Linked DNA regions of Homo sapiens: region 1 is linked to region 2. Evidence: chromatin loops called from intact Hi-C (ENCODE). Cell type or tissue: PC-3. All regions are shown on one strand. Each heading gives the region's core, and the rest is flanking DNA. Links, peaks and the distances in the headings are about the cores only. Region 1 has its middle 25 kb from the start of MUSK. Region 2 overlaps ECPAS (Ecm29 proteasome adaptor and scaffold).

Region 1 (9,845 bases), core at 4,551-9,550, 760 kb after region 2:
TGGCACAATCATAGCTCACTCTAGCCTCGAACTCCTGGGCTCAAGTGATCCTTCTGCCTCAGCCTCCAGAGTAGCTGGGACTACAGGAGCACACCACTATGCCCAGCTAATTTTTTTTTTAAATGTATAGATGTGGGTTTTGCTGTGTTGTCCAGGCTGGTCTTGAACTCCTGGGCTCTAGTGATCCTCCCACCTTGGCCTCCCAAAGTGCTGGGATTACAGGCATGAGCCACAGTGCCTGGCCTGGAATTTTTTTTTTTCCCCAAAAGTTTTGCTTAATGAAAAAGTGCATTTCTACTGTCTCCTGGGCATTTAGAGTTTTCACAGACATAAGCATGTAAAATTTTCTTGTCATAACTGATGAAGATTCAGTGCTGGGATCCCGCCAAAGTGATGTCCTAGTAGTTGGCACTCAGCTTCCCTGTGTTGTTGCCTGTTCTGATTGGCGTCTTGCTCCCCGTAAACAGAGGTCATTGATCACAACTACTCTTCGAACATACTCATTAGTATCAACCACCTTCTGCATTTGTACCTGATGCTCTCTACATTTCTCTTACCTGGTTGAAAACCCTAGTTCCAACCTTTTCCATCACCATGACTTACATGCTAGGCCCTGTGCTATCTCACAGCTGAATCGGGTTAAAAATGTGACCTAATTAATCGTGTGGTACACACAGGCCTAAATCCTATTTTGAATACAAGCCAATTGTATTTCTTTCAAATGGGTGTCATAAAAGCTTTAGCAAGAACTTCTCATAGCTCAAAGAGAGACATGCCTGATTTATGATTTCTTGATAGCACTTAACATTTTATTTGGATTTAGAGATAACTCTAGATACATCAATCAAACAAGCTGTTTTCAAATCCTTCTGCTCAGCTGTTCCCGGTGCCAGATTGTCTAACAAATAGAAGCATAAACAGATGTAATTTGTGACTTGTGGAGACCATTCTCTGTCATGCAATAGGCCAGCTGGTGGCACGAGCCATAGTACAGTCCACAGCCTGACTCACAGGCATCAGGCTTCTCACTCCTCATACACGTGAGCAATGTTTAAAGATCACAGTTACATAAAAGTTTATTCTGGAAAATTCATTTAAATATTTGCTTACAAACTTGATTGTTGAAAGATGGTATTTTATCATAACATGTATCCTCATAATCAGACCTTGCAAAGTAGAACTTTTGTTACCTGATTTAAAAAAATGTAGCTATGGTAATTTGTAAAATAAAACTTTGGCAAAAGAACCAACAGCATGTATGATTGATAGCCCAGAAAAATGACATATACTAATATGTATGCACACACTTACATGCATATATACACATATATCTGTGTGTACATGTATGTATATATATATATGTCTATATATGTCATGTACCATTATGTATGTGTTGTGTGTGCGTGTATATACAACATATACATACATATTTGGTATATGATAAAGTTATCACAATTTTGTGAATAGAAAGGATTATTTGGAAAAGTTGCACCAGGATCTTTTCTTTTTTTTTTTTTCAAAACAGGATACAAGATCTATATACAAAAATCAAGTGATTTAATTTCTATATAATGGCTATTAAAAATCTTTATTATTATACTTTAAGTTTTAGGGTACATGCGCACAACGTGCAGGTTTGTTACATATGTATACATACACCATGTTGGTGTGCTACACCCATTAACTCATCATTTACATTAGGTATATCTCCTAATGCTTTCCCTCCCCCCTCCACCCTCCCCTCACCCCATGACAGGCCCTGGTGTGTGATGTTCCCCTTCCTGTGTCCAAGTGTTCTCATTGTTCAGTTCCCACCTATGAGCGAGAACATGTGGTGTTTGGTTTTTTGTCCTTGCGATAGTTTGCTGAGAATGATGGTTTCCAGCTTCATCTATGTCCCTACCAAGGGCATGAGCTCATCCTTTTTTATGGCTGCATAGTATTCCATGGTGTATATGTGCCACATTTTCTTAATCCAGTCTATCATTGATGGACATTTGGGTTGGTTCCAAGTCTTTGCTATTGGGAAAAGTGCCATAATAAACATATGTGTACATGTGTCTTTATAGCAGCATGATTTATAATCCTTTGGGTATATACCCAGTAATGGGATGGCTGGGTCAAATGGTATTTCTAGTTCTAGATCCTGTCTTCCACAATGGTTGAACTAGTTTACAGTCCCACCAACAGTGTAAAAGTGTTCCTATTTCTCCACATTCTCTCCAGCATCTGTTGTTTCCTGACTTTTTAATGATCGCCATTCTAACTGGTGTGAGATGGTATCTCATTGTGGTTTTGATTTGCATTCTCTGATGGCCAGTGATGATGAGCATTTTTTCATGTGTCTGTTGGCTGCATAAATGTCTTATTTTGAGAAGTGTCTGTTCATATCCTTTGCCCACTTTGTGATGGTGTTGTTTTTTTCTTGTAAATTTGTTTGAGTTCTTTGTAGATTCTGGATATTAGCCCTTTGTCAGATGAGAAGATTGCAAAAATTTTCTCCCATTCTGTAGGTTGTCTGTTTGCTCTGATGGTAGTTTCTTTTGCTGTGCAGAAGCTTTTTAGTTTAATTAGATCCCATTTGTCAATTTTGGCTTTTGTTGCCATTGCTTTTGGTGTTTTAGACATGAAGTCCTTGCCCATGCCTATGTCCTGAATGGTATTGCCTAGGTTTTCTTCTAGGGTTTTTATGGTTTTAGTTCTAACATTTAAGTCTTTAATCCATCTTGAATTAATTTTTGTATAAGGTGTAAGGAAGGGATCCAGTTTCAGCTTTCTACATATGGCTAGCCAGTTTTCCCAGCACCATTTGTTAAACAGGGAATCCTTTCCCCATTTCTTGTTTTTGTCAGGTTTGTCAAAGAGCAGATGGTTGTAGATGTGTGGTATTATTTCTGAGGGCTCTGTTCTGTTCCATTGGTCTATATCTCTGTTTTGGTACCAGTACCATGCTGTTTTGGTTACTATAGCCTTGTGGTATAGTTTGAAGTCAGGTAGCATGATGCCTCCAGCTTTGTTCTTTTGGCTTAGGATTATCTTGGCAATGCGGGCCCTTTTTTGGTTCCATATGAGCTTTAAAGTAGTTTTTTTCCAATTCTGTGAAGAAGGTCATTGGTAACTTGATGGGGATGGCACTGAATCTATAAATTACTTTGGGCAGTATGGCCATTTTCACGATATCGATTCTGCTTCTCCATGGGCATGGAATGTTCTTCCATTTGTTTGTGTCCTCTTTTATTTCATTGAGCAGTAGTTTGTAGTTCTCCTTGAAGAGCTCCCTCACATCCCTTGTAAGTTGGATTCCTAGGTATTTTACTCTCTTTGAAGCAATAGTGAATGGGAGTTCACTCATGATTTGGCTCTCTGTTTGTCTGTTATTGGTGCATAAGAATGCTTGTGATTTTTGCAAAATTGATTTTGTATCCTGAGACTTTGCTGAAGTTGCTTATCAGCTTAAGGAGATTTTGGGCTGAGACAATGGGGTTTTCTAGATATATAATCATGAATCATGTCATCTGCAAACAGGGACAATTTGACTTCCTCTTTTCCTAATTGAATACCCTTTATTTATTTCTCCTGCCTGATTGCAGGATGCTTTCTTAACTATTCAGAAAAGAAATCCTCACATCATGTACAAAAACTGATTCCACATGGATTTGAACAACAAAAACCAAACTACGCAATAGGTGGATAAAAATATAGATAAATCTGAATGATCTTGACTTGGGGAAATATTTTTTAAGAATAAAATCAATGTGAGGAATAAAAGAAAGCATCAAGAGATTTGACTTTACAAATATTAAGATATTTTGTATTATAAAAACATCGTTAAGAAGCAAACAACAAATAATTGGAATTCAGGGGCTCAATAAATAAGACACCTCTACTCTGGTCAACTTCTGAACCAAATGAACAATAAAGAAGATGAGTCAATAGGATAGAGGCCAAAATATCATCTTTATCATTATTAAACTGAGGTTGTAGAATGTTGCTGGACAGTGGTGGGCAGGTGAATTTACTAACATGGGTCCCCTAAGTTAGGCAGATATATCCATCCATGCACAGGCAGTCTTAGAGTGACTCAGGCCTTCCCTTATGGTGTCTGCCTCTGATGAACTTACAGTGTAAAAGAGCAAAAAACAACTTATGCCTCTTGTCTCACTGTGGGGAAGTTTGCTGCCAAAGAAAAAACTTGAAAAGGGGGTCAGGCTATATATGCCCAAGATTGTGCTCCCAAACTCATCAATTGGATTACAATGCTTCTTCTCCCTTTGAAAGAAATGGGTTAAAAAATAACCAGGAATCTTACACAAATAGAGTTCACACATAAACATGAGAAATAAGGTAGAACTATTATTTGCCAAACAGAATTTAAGGGTACGTATTGGTTAGGGATTTGAACTGGCTACTACATATAGTGCACAAGAGCTTATATAAGGGGAAAAAAAGAGAAATTCCAATAGGAAATAGAGCAAAGGATACAAAAATTCACAGAATTACAAATACCTAATAAAATATGAACATTCTGAAATTCATCTATTCAAAGAAATACAAATAATAAACATCAGTGTTTTATATATATGAAGTTTCTTACAGTTATTTATTCCACCTTGAGAGATGAAGAGAAAAAAGCAGGAACAATTTGCTAATATACAGCTAGTATTGTGATAAGTCAAAGTAACTGTGTACTGATCAGCTCCTGATGACTATAAGAGTGTCTTAATTTCTAATGTTATTAAGCTTTACTTTATCAAGGAAGTTAAATCAAATGTACTAACCATTAAGAATTTGCTCTGTTTCAAGTTAGCAAATAGTAAGAGAATGTTAGTCAATGAAGAGCAGTGAATATACCATGCCTCTAACCCAAGCTCTAACTTACTTTGTTCCAGTCTATGTGGTAGGTAGATGGTGTAAGAATATGACAGTTGCTCAGAACTAGAAAGACAGACAATATAGGGGCACAGTAGTGTGCAGGGGCGATAGACAGTGGGGATGGTATGGTTGAGGGGTTGGTGCCATTAAGATGTAGACATAGTCTATTCAGATACTGTAGTTAAATAGAACATGACTCCTTGCCTCCTTCACTAGCCACATTTATTCCAGGGAGAAAGCCCTGACTTGAATTTCTGTGGATGACACAGGTGCTAAATGGAATAAAATATAATGTCTTTAAAATGGAAAAGTTATATTTTTTGAGGATAAGTATTGCTATTGATGACATAGTGAGACTGGTACTCTCATTCACAGATGAAGATTGTGCAAATTAGTTAAAAATTTTTATCAAAAGCTTCATAAAGACAATACCTTTACACCAACTAGTCCCACATTCAGTACTCTATCCAACACAGAACTGTAAAAGAGATTTACATCTATGTTAGACATCACAGCCAAAAAAAAAAAAGCTGAAATAATCATGTTTTTTGAATTTAAGAATATAAATTTTGATCCATTTTATTATTATTATTATTGTTATTATTTTGAGACAGGGTCTCACTCTGTCGCCAAGGCTGGACTGCAGTGGCGTGATCTCCGCTCACTGCAACCTCCACCTCCCAGGTTCAAGCAATTCTCATGCCTCAGCCTCCCAAGTAGCTAGGACTACAGGAGCACACCACCACGCCCAGCTAATCTGTATATTTTTTAGTAGAGACAGGGTTTCACCATGTTGGACAGGCTGATCTCGAACTCCTGACCTCAAAGTGATCAGCCTTCCTTGGCCTCCCAAAGTGCCATTATTGTTTTTAAAGTATAAGAATAAAATGTGCCTATATAGTATGGTTTGTACACATGCATATATGTAGAGAGAGAATACACTGAAATCTTTAGAATTTTCTCTCAGAGGTAGAAGAGCAGATAAATTTTAAATATTTTAGTATTTTAATTTTATATTTATATAAAAAGTTTCTACATTTTATATAAAATATATTTTTATATTCTTATTTTGTAATTGAATTTTCTGATTCCCCAAATTATTCACTATGATTATGCATTACTTTCAACTATACACATACATATATATAAAATTTATAAATAAACATTTACAGACAGTTTTTACATCTGTGCCCAGTTTTGCAGTTATGCTTACAACACTTTAGTCAACTTTACACATTATTCCTGCACTCATCAGTTCTTACATGTCACAAAACTATCTTGACTCGCGAATATTTTTTTTGAGATGGAGTCTCGCTCCATCGCCCAGGCTGGAGTGCAGAGGCGCCATCTGGGCTCACTACAACCTCTGCCTCCCGGGTTCAAGCAATTCTTCTGCCTCAGCTTCCCAGATAGCTGGGATTACAGGTGCCCATCACCACGCCCGGGTAATTTTTTGTATTTTTAGTAGAGACAGGGTTTCACCATGTTGGCCAGGCTGGTCTCAAACTCCTGACCTCAAGTGATCTACCCACCTCAGCCTCTCAAAGTGCTGGGATTACAGGCATGAGCCACTGTACCTGGCCTTGACTTGTAAATTTTGATTCATTTTTCTATTGAGTAAAATATTTTTCTTTCTTTTTCAGAAAGGGTACGTAGTAGCTGTTTTCTAAGGCTTTGTGTACGAAAAATTGTCTCCTAAAGACTCCACTTGTAAAAGGCAATAGATCGAATATAGTCTTTTCGTACTATTGACGGACATTCAATATTGCATGAGTTTGAAGCAAATCTAATTTTTGTACTATTGAAAGTCACCTTTTTAATTTTGTTTTTGCCTGGTTACTCCTACAGTGTTTCATTATCAAAATCGGAAAAACTTTGGTTCCATTTCTCACCAATTTTAGCCATTAAGACAGAGGCTTGTTTTAATTTGAAGGTCAGTGTCACCTGGAATAAGGGAATTCTGTGGTCACCCCTGGTGACTGCACCAAGGCTATGTATGCTGTCCCTCAGATCACACAAAGCTCAGGGTACTTGGCAGAGCTAGGGCTGTGACTCTGCAAGTAAAATTATAGATATTTGCTCTGACTAATTTAGTAATCATCCATGAAAAACGATGATGTGTAACCCATGAGTGGATCTTTCTAAATCCTACATTAGCTTTTCTCTGAGCCCCGTTAAGTTTTCATCATTTGAAGTTTGGCTTCAGTCAAAGGACCAACTGACTCAAAATAAGGATAACTGGATTTCAGCTATCATAGAGCATTGCAGCCCAGGAATGAATTATGGCTGTGCAAATCAATCCCTTGATGTCATGAAGGTAATTCTTGCCAAATTACATCAACTTTGCCCCCTCGACACAGCTTCTCTGTCTTGGTAGAGGAATACTGTCTATTCTCTAGACCATACCAGAGGCAAAAGTAGGACTATTTGTCAAGGAATATGCAAAATTTTCTGCTTTCAACTCCATCACTCCATGTAGCGTCAGGCATTCTGCACAGTCTATCATATACATTGCAAGTCTCCAGGGTAAGTGAGTGGGTTGGGGGTTGCACTTGAATTCACAACTGAATCTCTTCTCCTACCCCCACAGCTGCTGTTATCTTACTTTCTTGCAACAGCCTCTTCAATGAGACATCCTGTCAAACCTCAGCTGTAAGAGCCTCTCATCACTGTCACTTCTTCTATTGTTCTCTGTAATAATGTCACCAGGCCTGCCAAAAGGACTGTCTTCTAATACTCCTGAAGCTGTCAAAACAACTTCCACTGCAGATGTCTAGGTACTCCCACTGGGCACCCAGCCACAGGTGACAATCAATGCTATGTTAAGTCATTTTACAGAGTTCTAGGTAAAATCAGCACTTGAAGTTTTTATTTGCAGGCCTCTCTCTCTCTCTAACATAGTTGTGGAAATAAAACCACAAGCTGTAAGATGTTTTTACTGTGTGGGTTTGAAGCCTGGCTATATTACCTTGGGAAAGTAATTTAATCTCTTTCCTCCTTTCTAAAATGTTATAATAATAATAATACGTACCTCGTGTAGATGTTTTGATGAGTGAGTACACCTATCCCTTGCTTAAAGAGTTTAAATTATTCCAAAAACTTTGTCATTAATCGAATGGCCAAAATTTTTGAAAATCCACCAATTTAAATTGGAACTATTCTAGTCCAGTTAGGCAGCTTCCTAAATACTGAGCACATAAAGATATTCCGCATTCTTCTTTACAACATTTATACTATGGAATTCAGATCTCATTAATTCATCATATGTAATGCTGTCACAGACTGTGGTTAGGCTACAGTTTGAAGGAAGCCATTGAAAAACGGTAAGAAATATTTTTAGGAAAACTTTTAATGCTACTGAAAAGATCAAATGTTTCAATCACTTTAGAAGCATATATCAATTGATATACTAATAAATATATCAGTTGTACTCAGTTGTCAATGAGTACATTGACAAACTAATTAGAAAGTATACTAAGTATAATTTGAGTTAAGAAAAGTAAAACTTAAAATGAGGCAAAGGGCTTTTTAAAATCAAAATGAAAAAATCACACTAAAATATGAGTTATAAGCTTTAATTCATTGAATAATATAATGGTAAAATATGTAAAGAAAAAGCAAATGTTAATGAAAAGAAATACAATTGTCAGAGATTTTGATATCTCTTCTCCATGAGAAATCAAGTGGTTAAAAAAATATGTAACATTGGCTGGGTGCCGTGGCTCATGCCTGTAATCCCAGCACTTTGGGAGGCCAAAGTGGGTGCATCACCTCAGGTCAGGAGTTTGAGACCAGCCTGACCAACATGGTGAAACCCCGTCTCTACTAAAAATACAAAAAATAGCCAGGCGTGGTGGCACATGCCTGTAATCCCAGTAATCCCAGCTACTTGGGAAGCGGAGGCACGAGAACCGCTTGAACCCAGGAGGCGGCGGTTGCAGTGAGCTGAGATCATGCCACTGTACCCCACCCTGGCTAACAGAGTGAGACTCCATCTCAAAAAAAAAGAAAAACAACAACAACAAAAAGCACATAACATTATATAGAGAATCTGAGAAATATAAGAAAGTTATAATATTTGAATTCTATATCATACAAATATAGACTAATCCTTTTCATGGTCCCTGAGAAACAGTTATTAAAATTTATCATAAAAAAACACTCAAAGAAAAATTCAATAAACTTAAAAAAAGACATATTTTTTTCTAAAGTAAAATAACACTCTCCTAAATAACACTTGGGTTAGCAACATTAGCTTATTTAGAATAGCCTTAATTGCAATGATGACTTTAATATATAGAGTATTCACAAAATAAGTAGAGAAATTATGAATTATTCTATTTTTAAAAGGGTTAAAAGACATGAAAATGAAATTCACAAATATCAAGTGGATCATAAACTTACAAAATATTTGAAAACATTTAATCAAAGGCATAATTTTAAATAAAGTTATATTTTGTACCTATTTTGAGACAAATGATTTTTAATGTAACATTCAATGTGTATAAATTTTAAAAATGAGTGCGAATTATTATACCCTTTCTTGGGTCCAATTTGAATATAATATTTTAAAAATATATTCTAATACAGCAGTTCTACTTTTGGGAATTTATCCTGTGGAGACAATTAAATATGTGACCTATAATTCAGGAATTAGACACAAGGATGTTCATAACAGTGTTATTTATGAGAATAAGAAATTGGAAATAAACTAAATTTCCTACTACAAGTCATTGGTTAACTAAAGTACGGTGTATTTATATACCATAAAAAATAATGTTGCAGAGAAAGATTTAATGACATGGCAATTTGATATAATACATTTTTTATTTTCAAAATTCAGTTAGTAGGCTCTTGTAGGATAGATTCCATTTATGTGAATATAAAACTTGGCCATGTACTAAAATGTTAATCGTTATTTTATATACAATTGTGGATCATTTTAAATTTCTTCCACCTGTTTAACGTTGTTT
Region 2 (15,524 bases), core at 10,497-15,496:
TATAAGTGTTGGCCCATACAGTTTTCTGTATCTCCATGTGCTACATATTGCGGTTCTTTTTTTGGAAAATACAGCTTGAATGATGGTAAAAATGTAAAAATTATGTCTTTAAGTGTGAAAACATGAATGAAATTTGCCAGGAGGTGTGAGTTTTGCACATTTCTGGATAGTCTGGTCTTATGAAATTGCTTTTAGTTTAAAAAGGTTTTTTTATTTCTTATGAATATTGACTGATTTTAAAATGATTTTATTGAACTTTGATGTTTTAGATGAGAGGTTGTCATGCTATAGTCAAAGGTCCAAATAGGGCCTGCCTCCTGTTTTTGTATGGTTTGCAAGCTAAGAATGGTTTTTACATTTTTAAATGTGGAAAAAAAAATCAAGAAACGAATAATGTTTCATGACACAAACATTGTCGTGTCCATGTTTTACTGGAACCCAGCCACGCTCATTCATTGTGTATTGTCTGTTGCTGCCTTTGTACTGCAGTGGCAGAGTGGAGTAGTTGCAGCAGAGACCAAATGGCCCATAAAGCCTTTTTGTTTTTTTACAGAAGTTTGCTGACCCTTGTTTTAGATCATCTGTGAATAAATTTCACCTGTTTTGTACTTGTGTATCTTTGACGAAAATGGACCTAAGATTTTGTTATCTAATTCATTCAGCTTTCATTTTGTTTTCAAATAATGGCTTGTTTTTTTCTCAATATCCATCAACAGATTGAACGTTCTTTTAATTTTAAAAGATGTTGTCATCAGGCACGTGGTTCTGTGTCATGTATATATTTGTTTTTTTTTTATACTGCTCAGAGTCTGATGAATAACAGTAAAGAAGAAATGCGCGAACTGGCAGCGTTGTTTTATTCTGTAGTGGTATCAACAGTGTCGGGGAATGAGTTGAAATCAATGATAGAACAGCTTATAAAGACTACAAAAGACAATCACGTATGTTATTTTGTTTTCATTCTTTTTTGTGGGAGATAGGGTTTTATAAAAGGATCTAACTTATTTTTGACTTTTATGTTCTCATTTGTAAAATGAACTTACAAATTCCTTGCTTTTATGACCATAAAGAGTAAATGAGATAGGTGATACATTGGTTCAGTCAGCTCACTTAACAGATACGGGTGCTGTGTCTGATAAGCACTGTTTTAGGTGCTAGGAGTACAGTGATTCATAAATACATGAGAATCCCTGGTACAACAGGATGCTCAGAGCCTGCAGCCGTACCACCGTGAACACACCTAATCTCATCTGATCTTGGAAACTAAGCAGGGTCGGGCCTGATGAGTACTGAAAGCGAGAAATGTTAGCTCCTTTTTTCTTCCTCATCTACTGCTGCCAGTGAAAAAACAAGTTTTACTTCACATAGTTTGTTGGTTACCTTGTGTTTGGAGGTTTTGGCAATTAGAAATAGGATCTGTTTATTGTCTTTTGTTGGCAATAGGAAGACATTATGTGTGAAAGTTATGATATTCTAGTTACATAAGTGCTGTAAGCTGGAAAGTGGCGTGGGAGCATGTAGGAGCATGTAGGAAAGTCATCTCACCCGGAATTGGAGTGGGCATGGAATTACAGAATGTAAATCTTAAAGTGAATCAAGATTCAGCTTCTCAAAATTCCGTTAGAAACTCAAGGTTTCTCTTGTTCCCTAAGCTCGATGCATTAGCATCCAGTGAAACCTCGAGTGTTCACTTTATTCTTTAGCCTTATGTTTTGTTGGAGAGATGATCCTAATCGACACACAGTTACTGCCATGTATTCTTGCGTATATGAGAGAGAGCCAGAGATATGCTATTGTTTTTGCTAAATTCAGAGCCCGGAGATACAGCATGGATCCTTGCTTGCATTGGGATTCACGGTGGGAAGGTATTTGGCTAAAAAGAAAATGAGAATGTCAGAGCAACAAGACCTGGAGAGAAATGCTGACACCCTCCCTGATCAAGAGGAACTCATTCAGAGTGCTACAGAAACAATAGGTAATTAATGTCTTTATGTCGATTTGGGTGTTGCAGTTTTTGAATTATGTTAAATTTTAATATGGCGTTTCAGTTTCTTTTTATGGCATTGTATTTGAAAAGACACAAGCTTTTTCACAAAAAACTTACTTGATAAATAATGTATTTTTAGTAACAACGAAGGCTGGGTGTGGTGGCTCATGCCTATAATCTCAGTACTTTGGGAGGCCAAGGTGGGAGGATGACTTGAGTCCAAGAGTTTGAGACCAGTCTAGTCAGCATAGTGAGACCTAGCCTCTACAAAAAAATAAACAAAATTAGCTTGGTATGGTGGCGTGTACCTGTAGCCTCAACTACTGAGGAAGCTAAGGTGGGAGAATCACTGGAGCCTGGGAGGTCCAGGCTGCGGTGAGCTGTGATCATGCCACTGCACTCCCGCCTGGGTGACAGAGCTCGACCTTGTCTCAAAAAACCAAAACAAACAAAGCAAAAAACAAAGCAATGAAAGCACTCTATTTTTTTTCTCTACATTTTTTTCCTACATGTTTTTATAAACAGAGATGATCCTATTATGGGAACAAATTTATACATTAAAAAAATACTACTCTATCCCCTGTTACCATGTTGTCTTTCCACTGAATAAATGTTGGCAAATTGTCAACTAGAAGATATCGTACACTTTGATTTTATTTTGCCGTCTTAAAAAAAACCTTGAGTACATCACTGGTTGCTTTGGGTCGTAAGGATAATGGTATGTAATTCTCTTTTTGGCTAAATGTGCTTACAGGCTCATTTTTGGACAGTACATCACCCCTCCTGGCAATTGCTGCCTGCACAGCCCTGGGTGAAATTGGCAGAAATGGTCCACTTCCAATCCCCAGTGAGGGATCTGGCTTTACCAAATTGCATCTTGTAGAAAGCTTACTAAGTAGAATACCTTCCAGTAAAGAAACAAATAAGGTAAGTTTTTTTCTTATTTTTTCCCTTTCTGGAATTCGGTCTTTCTATGCATACATGAGCAAAAACAGATTATAATGAGAATAGATGGCATTACAGCTGGAGGAAGGATTTAATGTAAAAATGGGTGATAAAGAAGCAAGTCTTAAGTGTTTACTTTTGAGCTAGAGGTTATCTGTGTACAATCTTAGTGTGCACATCTTTTGGCCCAGTCATTCCAATTTAGGTCTTTATAACTGTTAAGATTTGAGTGAAGTATTAAATTCATCAGGAAATATCTTTTGTCATGCAAAAGGTGTATAATAAAATGTTAAGTAATTTTGTGATTTTTTTTTTATTTTAGGCCAAATATAAATCCTAACCTCCTAAAGCCAGTTTTGTGATCAAAACACCTCAATTTTGAGGTGTAAGATGATTTAATGAGCAGAAATATCAGTTTACTACTACAAGTTTAATTGATATAATCTTTTTTTTTTTTTGAGATGGAGTTTTGCTCTTGCTGCTCAAGCTAAAGTGCAATGGCGTGATCTCGGCTCACTGCAACCTCCACCTCCCAGGTTCAGGCAGGTGATTCTCCTGCCTCAGCCTCCTGAGTAGCTGAGATTACAGGCGCACGCCACCATGCCCAGCTAATTTTTGTATTTTTAGTAGAGATGGGGTTTCACCATGTTGGCCAGGCTGGTCTCGAACTCCTGACCTCAGGCAATCCTGCCTGCCTCGGCTTCCGAAAGTGCTGGGATTACAGGCTTGAGCCACCGAGCCTGGCCTAATTCCTATAATCTTAATCTTGGTCTAGCTACTGTTTAAAACTTTCTGAGAAGATATACAGTATAGTTTTTATTAGCTATTAACTAATCATTGCCAAACATTGTTAAGCACTTCTAATGTGCCGGAGAGTATGTTAAGTGCTTTGCATGCATTGATTGAATCTTCTAAAAGGTCTAGTGAAATAGGCACAGTTGTCATCTCTATGTGAGATAACATGAGGAAACAGAGTCACAGAGGGGAAATAACTTGCTTAAGGTCGCACACCAGTATAGGCTGAAATGGTTGAGATGTGATTTGGTCCTAGGTCCTCTGGGCCCAGAACCCACATTTTAAATCGTTATAGTTTGAAAGGTAATAAGCCTAGTTAAAGGCTTTCTTCCTTCTTCTTTTGCAGCTGTGGATCCTTAGTGGACTCACATTTGTGTGTTTCTACCTTCAATGACTTACAGACATACGACTGTAAAATTTGATGCTTTTGTAAAAACTTTTGCGTTGATGTGTTAGATAGACTGCGCTTCCCTGTCATCTCATTTTGGAAATACTGCACTGGGGTAAAGCTATTATATACTCTGTTTAAAAGAAAAAAATTTGGTGTTCTTCCAGATGAAAGAACGAGCAATCCAAACACTGGGATATTTTCCAGTTGGGGATGGAGATTTTCCTCACCAGAAACTCCTCTTGCAAGGTCTGATGGATTCTGTGGAGGTATTTATATTGCTACCTGATTGTTAGTTATTCAGAGAAAAGGCATTGGTCTTTTTTTTTTTTTTAGGTGCAGTTTTGCATGCTGTGAGATTTTTAATTAAGCATTTACTTGTTTATTCACCAGATACTTGAGTACTAGTTTTGTGCTCATCACTGTGCTAGGTATAGCATTGACTAAATCACCTATGAGGGAAAGACCTTTTCTTAAAATTTTTGAGCAAAGTGCGGTGCAGTGTGGGTAGAAGGGGAAACATATCCACATAGCCCGTCAGCCAGATGTGTGGAGTGAGCCACTAAAAAACAGTAGTTCTTGAGTGTTTCAGTTGGTATTTCAGTTGTTTTCAAGTCTGATGATTTAGCTTCTGTCCTCTAGATGCCTAGTGTGTAGTGGAGAAGACCTACAAGTAGGCAAATGCCAAGATACTGTACTAAGTATCTCAGCATGGCCTGATCTGGCCCTGCTTTTCCTAGCCTTGATTCATGACATTCACTCACTTTCTGTATACCAGCCTCTTTGGCCGCCTTGCACTGAGCTTTTGAAAGCCGCCTACTTCCTTCTCGGCTTGTTGCTGTGCTCCTTGAAAAGCCTTCCCTGACCCATCATACTAGGGTAGATTCTTTAGTTACTTGTGCCATCATGTCTCTTGTTCTTTTTCTTCACAGCATTTATCACAGTTTCTAATGGCCCACCAGACTGAATGCAGACTCTGTTTTGCTTACTGTTGTAAAACAAGTGCCTAGCAGTGTGATTGGTAATAGTAGGACCTCAGTAAATATTGGCAGACTAAGTAACCGGATGAAGAGACATTTGCATGTAAGGCAGTAGAATCACAAAGGAAGGTGTAATTCTATCAGGAAGAGTTAGTGTATGTCTTTGGAGGAGAGGTTTCTGCTGGGCCTTAAATGATGGGAGGGAGAAGAGATAATTGAGGCTAAGGGCTGAGGCACCCGAGTAAGAGAGTTGCTATTAGTCTGGATTCTGAATTCAGTATTTTTAAAGTGAATTTTTTTAGACAATCTACGTCTCCTGGGATGTCATTAACATTGTAACCACTTGGAGAGAAACTTATGATAGTGGTTTTCTCATCTTTTTCCTTTTTTGAATCCCTGAGTGAGGTGGGTTTCTTCTAGGTTTTTTTTTTTTTTTTTTTTTTTTTTTTTTTTTTTCTGAGATGGAGTTTTGCTCTGTCTCCCAGGCTGGAGTAAAGTGGCGTGATCTTGGCTCACTGCAACCTCCACCTCCCGGGTTCAAGCGATTCTCCTTCGTCAGCCTCCTAAGTAGTTGGGATTACAAGCGCACGCCACCACACCTGGCTAATATTTGTATTTTTAATAGAGACAGGGTTTCACCATGTTGACCAGGCTGGTCTTGAACTTCTGCCCTCAGGTGATCCGCCCACCTCGGCCTCCCAAAGTGCTGGGATTACAGATGTGAACCACTGCACCCAGCCTGTTTTGTTTTTTTTTTAATGAAGGCTCGTCTGGATTCTTAACTTACTTTTAATGCCATTATTTTAAGAGTTTAGAAATACATGAAAAGCTAGAAATATGGAAATAAGGTAGAGAGATTAAATGATGAGAATAATGAAAAGCATGAAACGGAAGCAGAATATCTTCACAGTCGAATAGGACACAGTGCTGAAGGTTTTTTTGGTTTCTTTTAACTGTTTTTATTTTTTATTTATTTTATTTTTACAATAGGATCTCATTCTCTCACCAAGGCTGGAGTACATTACATCTCCCAGGCTCAAACCATCCTCCCACCTCACCTCCTAAGCAGCTGGGACCACAGGCATGCGCCACCATGCCTGGCTAATATTTTAATTTTTTATAGAGACAGGGTATCCCTGTGTGGCCTAGGGTGGTCTTGAACTCCTGGGCTCAAGTGATCCTCCCACCTGGATCTCCCAAAATGCTAGGATTACAGACATAAGCCACTGTGCCTCGCCCATTTTTAATTTTTTAAATTGATACAAGCATACAATGTGTAATGATCAAATTAGGGTAATTGGGATATCCATCATTTTAAGCATTTATCATTTCTTTGTGTTTGGAGCATGTCAGATTTTCCCTTCTTGCTATTTTGAAATATACAATAAATTCTTATTAACTATTGTTGCCCTGTTGTGCTGCCAAACACTAAAACTTAATTTTTGTAACTGTATTTTAGTTCCCATTAGCCAAGCTCTCTTTCCCCGTTCTCCAGTACCTTTCCTGGCCTCTGGTAACCACCATTTGTTCACTACTTCCATGAGATCAGTTTTCTCACATACAAGTGAGAACATAGGATATTTGCTCTGTGCCTGGCTTATTTTTGCTAAATATAATGTCCTCCGGTTCCATCTATGTTGCCGTCAGCAACAGGATTTCATTATTTTTTATGGCTGAATAATATTCCATTGTGTATATATACCACTTTTAAAAAATCCATTCATCTGTTGCTGGACACTTAGCTTGATTTCTTGTTTTGGCTATTGTTAATAGTGCTGCAGTAAACATTGGAGCACAAATACCTCTTCAGAATACAGATTTTCTTTCTTCTGGATATATACTCAGGATACATACTGGGATTGCTGGGTTATATGATAGTTCTATTTTTAGTTTTTTGAGGAACCTTCATACTGTTTTCCCACCAACAGTGTATGAATGTTCCCCTTTCTTCACATTCTGACTATCAGCTGTTGTTTTCTGTCTTCTTGATAATGGCTGTTCTAACTAGGGTGAGATGAGATCTCATTGTGGTTTTTCTCTGTATTTCTATCATGATCAGTGATGCCAGACTTTTTGTTGTATACCTATTGGCCATTTATATACCTTTTTTTGAGAAATAACTGTATTCAGATCTTTTGTCCCTTTTCAAATCAGATTGTTTATTTGCTATTGAGTTGAATTCCTTACTTATTGTGTATTTTAATCTCTTGTCAGATGGATAATTTGCAGATATTTTCGTCTATGCCATAGGTTGTCTCTTCACTCTGTTGGATGTTTCCTTTGCTGTGCAGAAGCTTTTTAGCTTGATATAATCCCATTTGTCAATTTTTGCTTTAGTTGTCTGTGCTTTTATGATCTTGAGAAATCTATGCCCAGACCAGTATCCTGAAGTGTTTCTCCAGTGTTTTTTTATAGTAGTCTTGTAATTCAGGTCTTAGATTTAAGTCCATTTTGGTTTGATATGGTGAGACAAAGGGGCCCAGTTTCATTATTCTACATGTGGATATCTAGTTTTTCCAGCACAACTTATTGAAGAGACTGTTCCTTCCTCAATATATGTTCTTGATGCCTTTGTTGAAAATGAGTTGACTGTAAATCAGTAGATTTATCTTTGGGTTCTCTATTCTGTTCCATTGGTGTATGTGTCTGTTTTTATGCCAGTTTCATGCTGTTTTGCTTACCATAGCTTTGTAATATATTTTGAAGTCAGGTAATGCAATGCCTCTGGCTTTATTCTTTTTGCTCAGTATTTCTTGCTCATTATTCAGGGTCTTTGGTGGTTTCATAGCAATTTTAGGATTGTTTTTCTAGTTCTGCTTTGATGAACGTCATTGATATTTTGATAGGGATTATATTGAATCTGTAGATCGTTTTTGGTAGTATGGAAATTTTAATAATACGATTTCAATCCATGAACATGGGCTATGTCTTCTCTTTTGTGTGTTCTTTTTAATTTTTTTCATCAATGTTTTATAGTTTTCAGTACAGAGATCTTTTGCTTCTTTGGTTATAATTTATCCCTAGGTTTTTTTTTTTTTTTTTTTTTGGTAGCTATTATAAGCAGGATTGCTTTCTTGACTTCTTTTTCAGATTGTTTGCCGTTGGCATATTAGTCTGTTCTCGCACTGCTATAAGTGGGTAACTTATAAAGAAAACAGGTTTAATTGACTCACAGTTCTGCAGGCTGTACAGTAAGCATGGCTGGGAAGGCCTCAGGAAACTTACAATCTTGGCAGAAGGCGAAGAGGAAGCAGGCATGTCTTACATGGCAGGAGCAGGAGAAAAATAACAAAGCGGGAGGTGCTACACGCTCCCTGTCAGAACAGTAAGGGGGAAGTCCACCCCCAAGATCCAGTCACCCCCCCACCAGGCCTCTCCTCCAACATTGGGGATTACGATTCAGTCATGAGATTTGGGCAGGGACACAAATCCAAAGCATATCACATATAATGCAACTGTTTGTATGTTGATTTTGTATCCTGTAACTTACTTTATCAGTTCTAATAATTTTTTTGTTTATCTTTTAAAGAACCCAGTTTTTCATTTCATTAAACTTCTGTAGTTTTTTTAGTCTCAATTTCATTTACTTCTGTTCTGAATTTTATTATTTCTTTCCTTTATTAATTTTGGGTTTGCTTTGCTTTTGCTTTTCTAGTTCTTTAAAGTGCATCATTATGTTGTTTATTTGAAGTCTTTGTACTTTTCTGTACTTTGTACTTTTATTACTATAAAATTCCCACTTAGCACTGCTTTTGCTGTATCCCATAGATTTTGGTATGTTGTGTTTTTATTTTCTTTTTTATCAAGAAATTTTAAATTTTTCTTTCTTAATTTTTTCATAGATCCATTGGTTGTTCAGGAACGTGTTGTTTAATTTCCATGTATTTCTGTAGTTTCCAAAGTTCTACTTATTACTGATTTCTAGTTTTATTCCATTATGGTCAGAAAAGATACTTGATATGATTTGGATTTTTTTTGAATTGCTTGAGACTTGCTTTGTGGTCTAACATATGGTCTATCCTGGAAAATGTTCCATGTGCTGATGAGAAAACGTGTATTCTATAGCAGTTGGATGAAATGTTCTGTAAATGTCAGGTCCATTTTGTCTAGAGTGTAGTTCAGTTTTGATTTGGGTTGTTTGATTTTCTGTCTGAATGACCTGTCCATTATTGAAAGTGGGGTGTTGAAGTCAGTCTTCAGCTATTATTGTGTTGCAGTCTGTCTCTCCCTTTAATAAATCTATTATGCTTTATACGTTTGAGTGCTCCAATAGTGTTTGCATATATATTTATAACCTTTATATGCTCTTGCTGAATTGAGCCCTTTATCATTATGTAATGACCTAGGTCTTTTTCTAGTTTTTGACTTGAAATCTATTTTATCTGATGCAAGTATAGTTACTTCTATTCTTTTTTGGTTTTCATTTGCATGGAAGTATCTTTTTCATACCTTTACCTTCAATCTATTTGTGTCTTTATAGGTGAAGTCTTTTTTTTTTTCTTTCGGAGATGGAGTCTCGCTCCATTGTCCAGGCTGGAGTGCAGCAATCTCAGCTCAGTGCAGCCTCCACCTCCTGGGTTCAAGAGATTCTCCTGCCTCAGCCTCCTAAGTAGCTGGGCCTACAGGCACAAGCCACCATGCCCAGCTAATTTTTTTTTTTTTTTTTTTCAGTAGAGATGGGGTTTTGCCATGTTGGCCAGGCTGGTCTTGAACCCCTGACCTCAAGTGATCTGCCCACTGTGGCCTCCCAAAGTGTTAGGATTACAGGTGTGAGCCACCGTGCCCAGCCAAAGTGAATTTCTTGTAGGCAGCATATAGTTGGTCTTGTTTTCTTATTCATTGAGCCATTCTGTATCTTTTAATCAGATAAGTTAGTCCATCAACAGTCAGTTTATTATTGTTAGGTAAAGACTTAACTACTGCCAGTTTGTTTTTTGTTTTCTGGTTGTTTTGGAAGTCCTCTCTTTTTTTCTTTCTGTCTTCCTTTGTGGATAAATGATTTTTTCTCATAGTATGTTTTACTTTTTATTTTTAGTTTATCTGTTTAGACTTTTTTGAGTTGTGGTTTCCCTAAGGGGTTCAGAAAATATAACAAGTTTGATGACAACTTCACTTTGATCACAAGAAAAGAACAAAAACAAGCAAAGAAAAAACTTAAAAACTCTGTTTTAATTCCAGTACCCCCATTTTTTGGCTCTTTGTTTTCTCAACTTGTATCTTTTTATATTGCCAGTCTTTCAACAAATTGTTGTGGTCATTATTTTTGAAAAGTTTATGTTTTAGTCTTCATACTAAAGATTCTATGGAGTATTAGATAAGGATACTGAAGATACTCTAATACAAAGATACTCTTAATACTCCACAATATTAGAGTATCTTTAAATGCAGTATTAGAGTGTCTTTAGTATCTTTAGAATACTCTATAAAGTATTAGAGTATTTTGAATTTGTCTGTGTATTTACATTTTTTGTTGCATGCTAGAATTCTTTTCTTTCAGATTGAAGAACTGTAGCATTTTTTGTAAGACACATCTGGTGGTAGTGAATTCCCTCATCTTTTGTTTACCCAGGAAAGTCTTCATTTATCCTTTATATTTGAATGTTGTGGGAAGTCAGGGACCCCAAGTGGAGGGACCGGCTGAAGCTGTGGCAGAAGAACATAAATTGTGAAGATTTCATGAACACTTACCAGTTCCCAAAATTAATACTTTTATAATTTCTTATGCCTGTCTTTACTGCAGTCTCTGAACATAAATTGTGAAGATTTCATGGACATTTATCACTTCCTCAATCAATCCTCTTATAATTTCTTATGCCTGTCTTTACTTTATCTCTTAATCCCATCATCATTGTAAGCTGAGGATGTATGTCAGGACCCTGTGATGATTGTGTTAACTGTATAAATTGTTTGTAAAACGTGTGTTTGAACAATATGAAATCAGTGCACGCTGAAAAAGAACAGAATAACAGTGATTTTCAGGGAACAAGGAAAGATAACCGTAAGGTCTGACTGCCTGCAGGGTCGGGCAGAATAGAGCCATATTTTTCTTCTTGCAGAAAGCCTGTAGACAGATGTGTGAGCAGGAGAAGTATCACTTAATTCTTTTCCCAGCAAGGAATATTAATAATTGAGACCCTGGGGAAGGAATGCATTCCTGGCGGGAGGTCTATGAATGGCTACTCTGGGAGCGTCTGTCTTATGTGGTTGAGATAAGGACTGAAATATGCCCTGGTCTCCTGCAGTGCCCTCAGGCTTGCTAGGATTGGGAAATTCCAGCCTGGTGAATTCTAGTCAGACTAATTGTCTGCTCTCAAACCCTGTTTCCTGCTAAAATGTTTATCAAGACAATGTGTGCACAGCGGGACACAGACCCTCATCAGTAATTCTAATTTTGCCCTTGCCTTGTGATCTTTTATTGCCCTTTGAAGCATGTGATCTTTGTGACTTACTCCCTGTTTGTACACCCCCCTCCCCTTTCAAAATCCCTAATAAAAACTTGCTGGTTTTGCGGCTCAAGGTCGCCATCACGGTCCTACCAATATGTGACGGCACCCCCGCAGGCCCAGCTGTAAAATTTCTCTCTTTTTACTCTTTCTATTTCTCAGACCAACCGACACTTAGGGAAAATAGAAAAGAACCTACATTGAAATATTGGGGGCTGGTTCCCCTGATATTTGAAGGATAGCTTTGCTGGGTACAGTATTCTCAGTTGCAAGGATTTTTTTCTTTCTTTCTTTCTTACTTTTAGCACTTTGAATATGTTATTTCACTCCCTCCTGGCCTGTAAGGTTTCTGTCACCAGACGTATCAGAGCTCCTTTATATCTTACTTGCTTCTTTTCTCTTGGTACTTTGAGGATCCTCTCTTCATCCATGACCTTTGTGAGTTTATTATATGCCTTGGGGTAATCTTAATTGGATTGAATTTTCTTGGTGTTCTTTGACCTTCTTTTACCTGGGTGTTCATCTTTTTCTAGGTTCTGAAAGTTTTCTTTTGATTATTTCTTTGAATAAACTTTCTAACCTGTTTCTTTCTCTGTTTCCTCTTTAAGGCAAATAACTCTTAGCCTCTTTGAAGCTGTTTTCCAGATCTTGTAAGTGTATCTCATTCTTCTGCATTTTTTTCCTCTGACTGTGTGTTTTCAAGTAGCCTGTCTCAGAGCTCACTAATTCTTTCTTCTACTTGATCAGTTCTGCTGTTGAGACACACTGAAGCATTTTTCAGTCATCCATTATATTTTTCAGCTCTAAGATTTGATTTTTTTCCCCCATTTTAATCTCTTTACTAAATTTCTCTTATAAGTTTCTGAATTCCTTCTCCATGTTTTCTTGAAGTTGTTAAGCATTCTTAAAACAGCTATCTTGAATTCCCTGTCTGAGAGGTCACATATCTACACCACTCCAGGATTGGTCACTGGTGCCTGCTTAGTCTGTTTGTTTAGGGTGAATGTTTTTTCGAACATGTTTTCTCAAATGTCCTCGATGCTTGTGAACATTCGTCAGTGTTTGGGCATTGAAGAGTTAAATATTTATTCCAGTCTTCACAGTCTGGCCTTGTTTGTACCTGTCCTTCAGAGGGCCTTCCAAGAATTCAAATATGACTGAGTGTTGAGTTCCCTAAGCCTGTGGTCACTGCAGTTGTTTCAGCACTAGAGGGCACCCTAAGCCCAGGTGTGCTGCAACTCTTACAGATACCTAGATACCCAGCATTGATGGACTTGGGGAAGATAAGGGAACATTCTCTGGGTTCCCAGGCAAAGTTTCTTGCTCTCTTCCCTCTCTCTCCCCCAGGTAGAGGGAGTGTCTCTCCACAATAAGCTGCCTGAAGTTAGGGGAGGGTAATGTGGGCACTCCTGTGGCCACAGCAGCTAGCACCATGCTGGGTTACACCCAAAGCCCATGGCCTCCCAGACCAGCACAGTACCAGGGCTCACCCAAGGCCTGTGGCCACCTGACTGCCGCTGATGCTTTTTCAAAGATGAGGCTGCTTTAGTCAGCAGGTGTTGGAGCCAACCAGGACTTGGGACTTAGGTTGTTCATGCCACATGAGCAGATTCCCTTCTTGCCTGGGGTGGGTCTAGAAGTGCTCTTCCACAGCAGCATCCTGGAAGTGGGGCTTTCGGACTCTGCCTGGTCCTTTGTTTTATTGTGGGTGGGCTGGTGCCTGGTTGCGAGACAAAGTCTTCTGTATTTTTGCTTTTCCTCCCTCCAAGTGTGGTCTAGCCGCTGGTGAAATTTATTTGTGGGCCTGAGGCCATTTTAGTCAGCTGACTTGGGTTCCTCTCAGTGAAGAAGCTGATTCCCCTCTGGCCCAGATTTGGTCTAAGTGCTCCCTCCTTGGGCACTGGCAGAATTCTGCCTGATGCTGTGACCGGGTGTTACTGAGTTGCAATGTGAAGTATCACACTCATTTTGCTCTGCTTCACCCAAGCACACAGGTTCTCTTTCCAAGCTGTGCTGCCTGGGACTCGGGGAGGGGTGGTATAGGCAGTGTGTACTTCCCACTCTATTCAGTCAGTCTCCTCTTGTTATTATGCTGAAGCCAGGTACTGTGATGTCTCACCTGATTTAGTTTTTATGAAGGTGCTTTTTTGGTGGATAGTTCAGTTTGATGTTCCTGCATTAGATGGGGAGGGGATGAGATTCTGTTGGGCTTTTTTTTTCTCAATTTTAAGTTTTTGTAGGTACATGGTGGGTGTATATATTTATGGGGTACATGAGGTGTTTTGATACAGACATGCAATGCTTAATAATCACATCATGGAGAATAGGGTATCCATCCCCTCAAGCATTTCTTTTGAGTTGCAAACAATCCTATTATATTCTTTTAGCTATTTTAAAATGTACAATTAAATTATTATTGACTATAGCCACACTAGTTTGCTATCAAAGAGTAGTAGGTCTCATTCATTCTTTTTTTTTTTGAGACGGAGTCTCACTCTGTTGCCCAGGCTGGAGTGCAATGGTGCAATCTCAGCTCACTGCAACCTCCACCTCCTGAGTTCAAGCGATTCTCCTGCCTCAGCCTCCCAAATAGCTGGGATTACAGGCTTACACCACCATGCCCGGCTAATTTTTTTATTTTTAGTAGAGACGGGGTTTCACCATATTGGCCAGGCTGGTCTTAAACTCCTGACCTCAGGTGATCCGCCCACCGTGGCCTCCCAAAGTGTTGGGATTACAGGTGTGAGCCACTGCACCTGGCCTGAATTCATTCTTTCTAACTATTTTTTTGTACCTGTTAACCATTTCCACCTCCCCGTTCAGCCACTTTGCCCTGCCGCCTGCTCCCTCTTGTAACTTTTTATTATAGGAAATTTCAAACATACACAAAAATAGAATAATAATATAATGAATCCCCATGTATCTGTTCATATTTTCTCTATTGAACCCCCCTTTATTTCTGGATTATTTACAGCAATGTCCAGATAGTATATTATTCATAAATGTAGCTGTGGAGTTTTGTTTTTGTTTTTCATGCCAGCTGTGTTGTTATTAACTACAGGAAACATGCAAAAACAGGTACAGGTACATAAAATGAACCCCTAATAAGGATTATGTTGAAATACCTTTTTTCAGCTTGAAGTTGCCAAGAGAAGCTTTTAACCAGGGAAGCTGTAGGACTAAAGCCTTTAAATCTTTTTTCCTCAGACTAGGAAGCTTGTGGCATTAGTACGTGATGCCTCATCACAACTAGAGCGTTTGTTGATTGGCGTAGGAAAGTCTCAGCTGTTGTCTTTGTGCTTTGAAGAGTAGCGTGTTTATAGCCCTCACATGCTGTCTGTTCATTCCCTTATTTCTCCTTTTCCTCCTAAATTTCTTCCGGTTCACAGTAAAAAGTGGAAAATGCAGGTCTAGGTAGTTACATGTTGGGTCAGTGACTCCTACTAGTGAATCATGTCAACATTTCTGAATAAAATTTTAAAACACTTGAGTGGGTACTATATAGAATTTTCTAATGTTTGACTTTTGAAATGCTTTCAAACTTACAGTGAAGCTGTAAGAATAGTGTAAAGAACTCCTGTGTGCCCTTTATCCAGATTTACCAAATTTTAACATTTCACATATGCTTTATTATTCTCTTTTTTCTGAGCCACTTAAAAGTAACATCAAGATATCATATAATTTAAGAGTGCAAAGAGTTAAATAATTGTTAAATAAATGTTAATAAAATATAATGGCTACTATTTATTGTGGAGTAACCACAATCAAGCATCCTATATAATAGTTTTATGTACATTAACCTCATTTAATTCTTAAAGCCTAATGCTGTGGATGACGATATTATGCCCCTTTTACAAATGAAGTTTTTGAGGCTCATAGAAGTTTAAATAAGGGTTTATAGGTGGTGAGAGATAGCTAGAATTTATATTGAGACTTACATGGCTTCAAAGTTGATGGGGTTTTCTGTCTTCCTTAGGTGAACCATA

What was found. Hi-C counts contacts between places; a loop is a spot of excess contacts. Peaks named below come from ENCODE experiments on the same cell type or tissue, not always from the same donor. Only the 100,000 strongest peaks of a DNase experiment are listed, where the experiment ranks them.
Region 1: it touches region 2 in a loop (4-fold over the local background); 9 of 110 quality-filtered maps call a loop at or near these places.

Annotation. Positions count from the first base shown.
Region 1 is chr9:110,638,653-110,648,497 of GRCh38, reverse strand. No RefSeq gene overlaps it. Among named protein-coding and RNA genes, the nearest start is that of MUSK, 25 kb to the left of the region's middle. In PC-3, for the core only: no CTCF peak of the experiment used is centred there; a DNase peak (open chromatin) is centred at 6,977; H3K4me3 peaks cover 1,729 bases; H3K27ac peaks cover 3,475 bases.
Region 2 is chr9:111,397,431-111,412,954 of GRCh38, reverse strand. ECPAS (Ecm29 proteasome adaptor and scaffold) reads left to right here. Exons shown (of 50, transcript NM_001364929.1): 21 at 807-941; 22 at 1,813-1,975; 23 at 2,742-2,914; 24 at 4,283-4,384. It also overlaps the pseudogene RNA5SP294. Among named protein-coding and RNA genes, the nearest start is that of OR2K2, 75 kb to the right of the region's middle. RefSeq lists an enhancer at 13,086-13,612. In PC-3, for the core only: a CTCF peak has its summit at 12,747 (motif pointing right); a DNase peak (open chromatin) is centred at 12,744.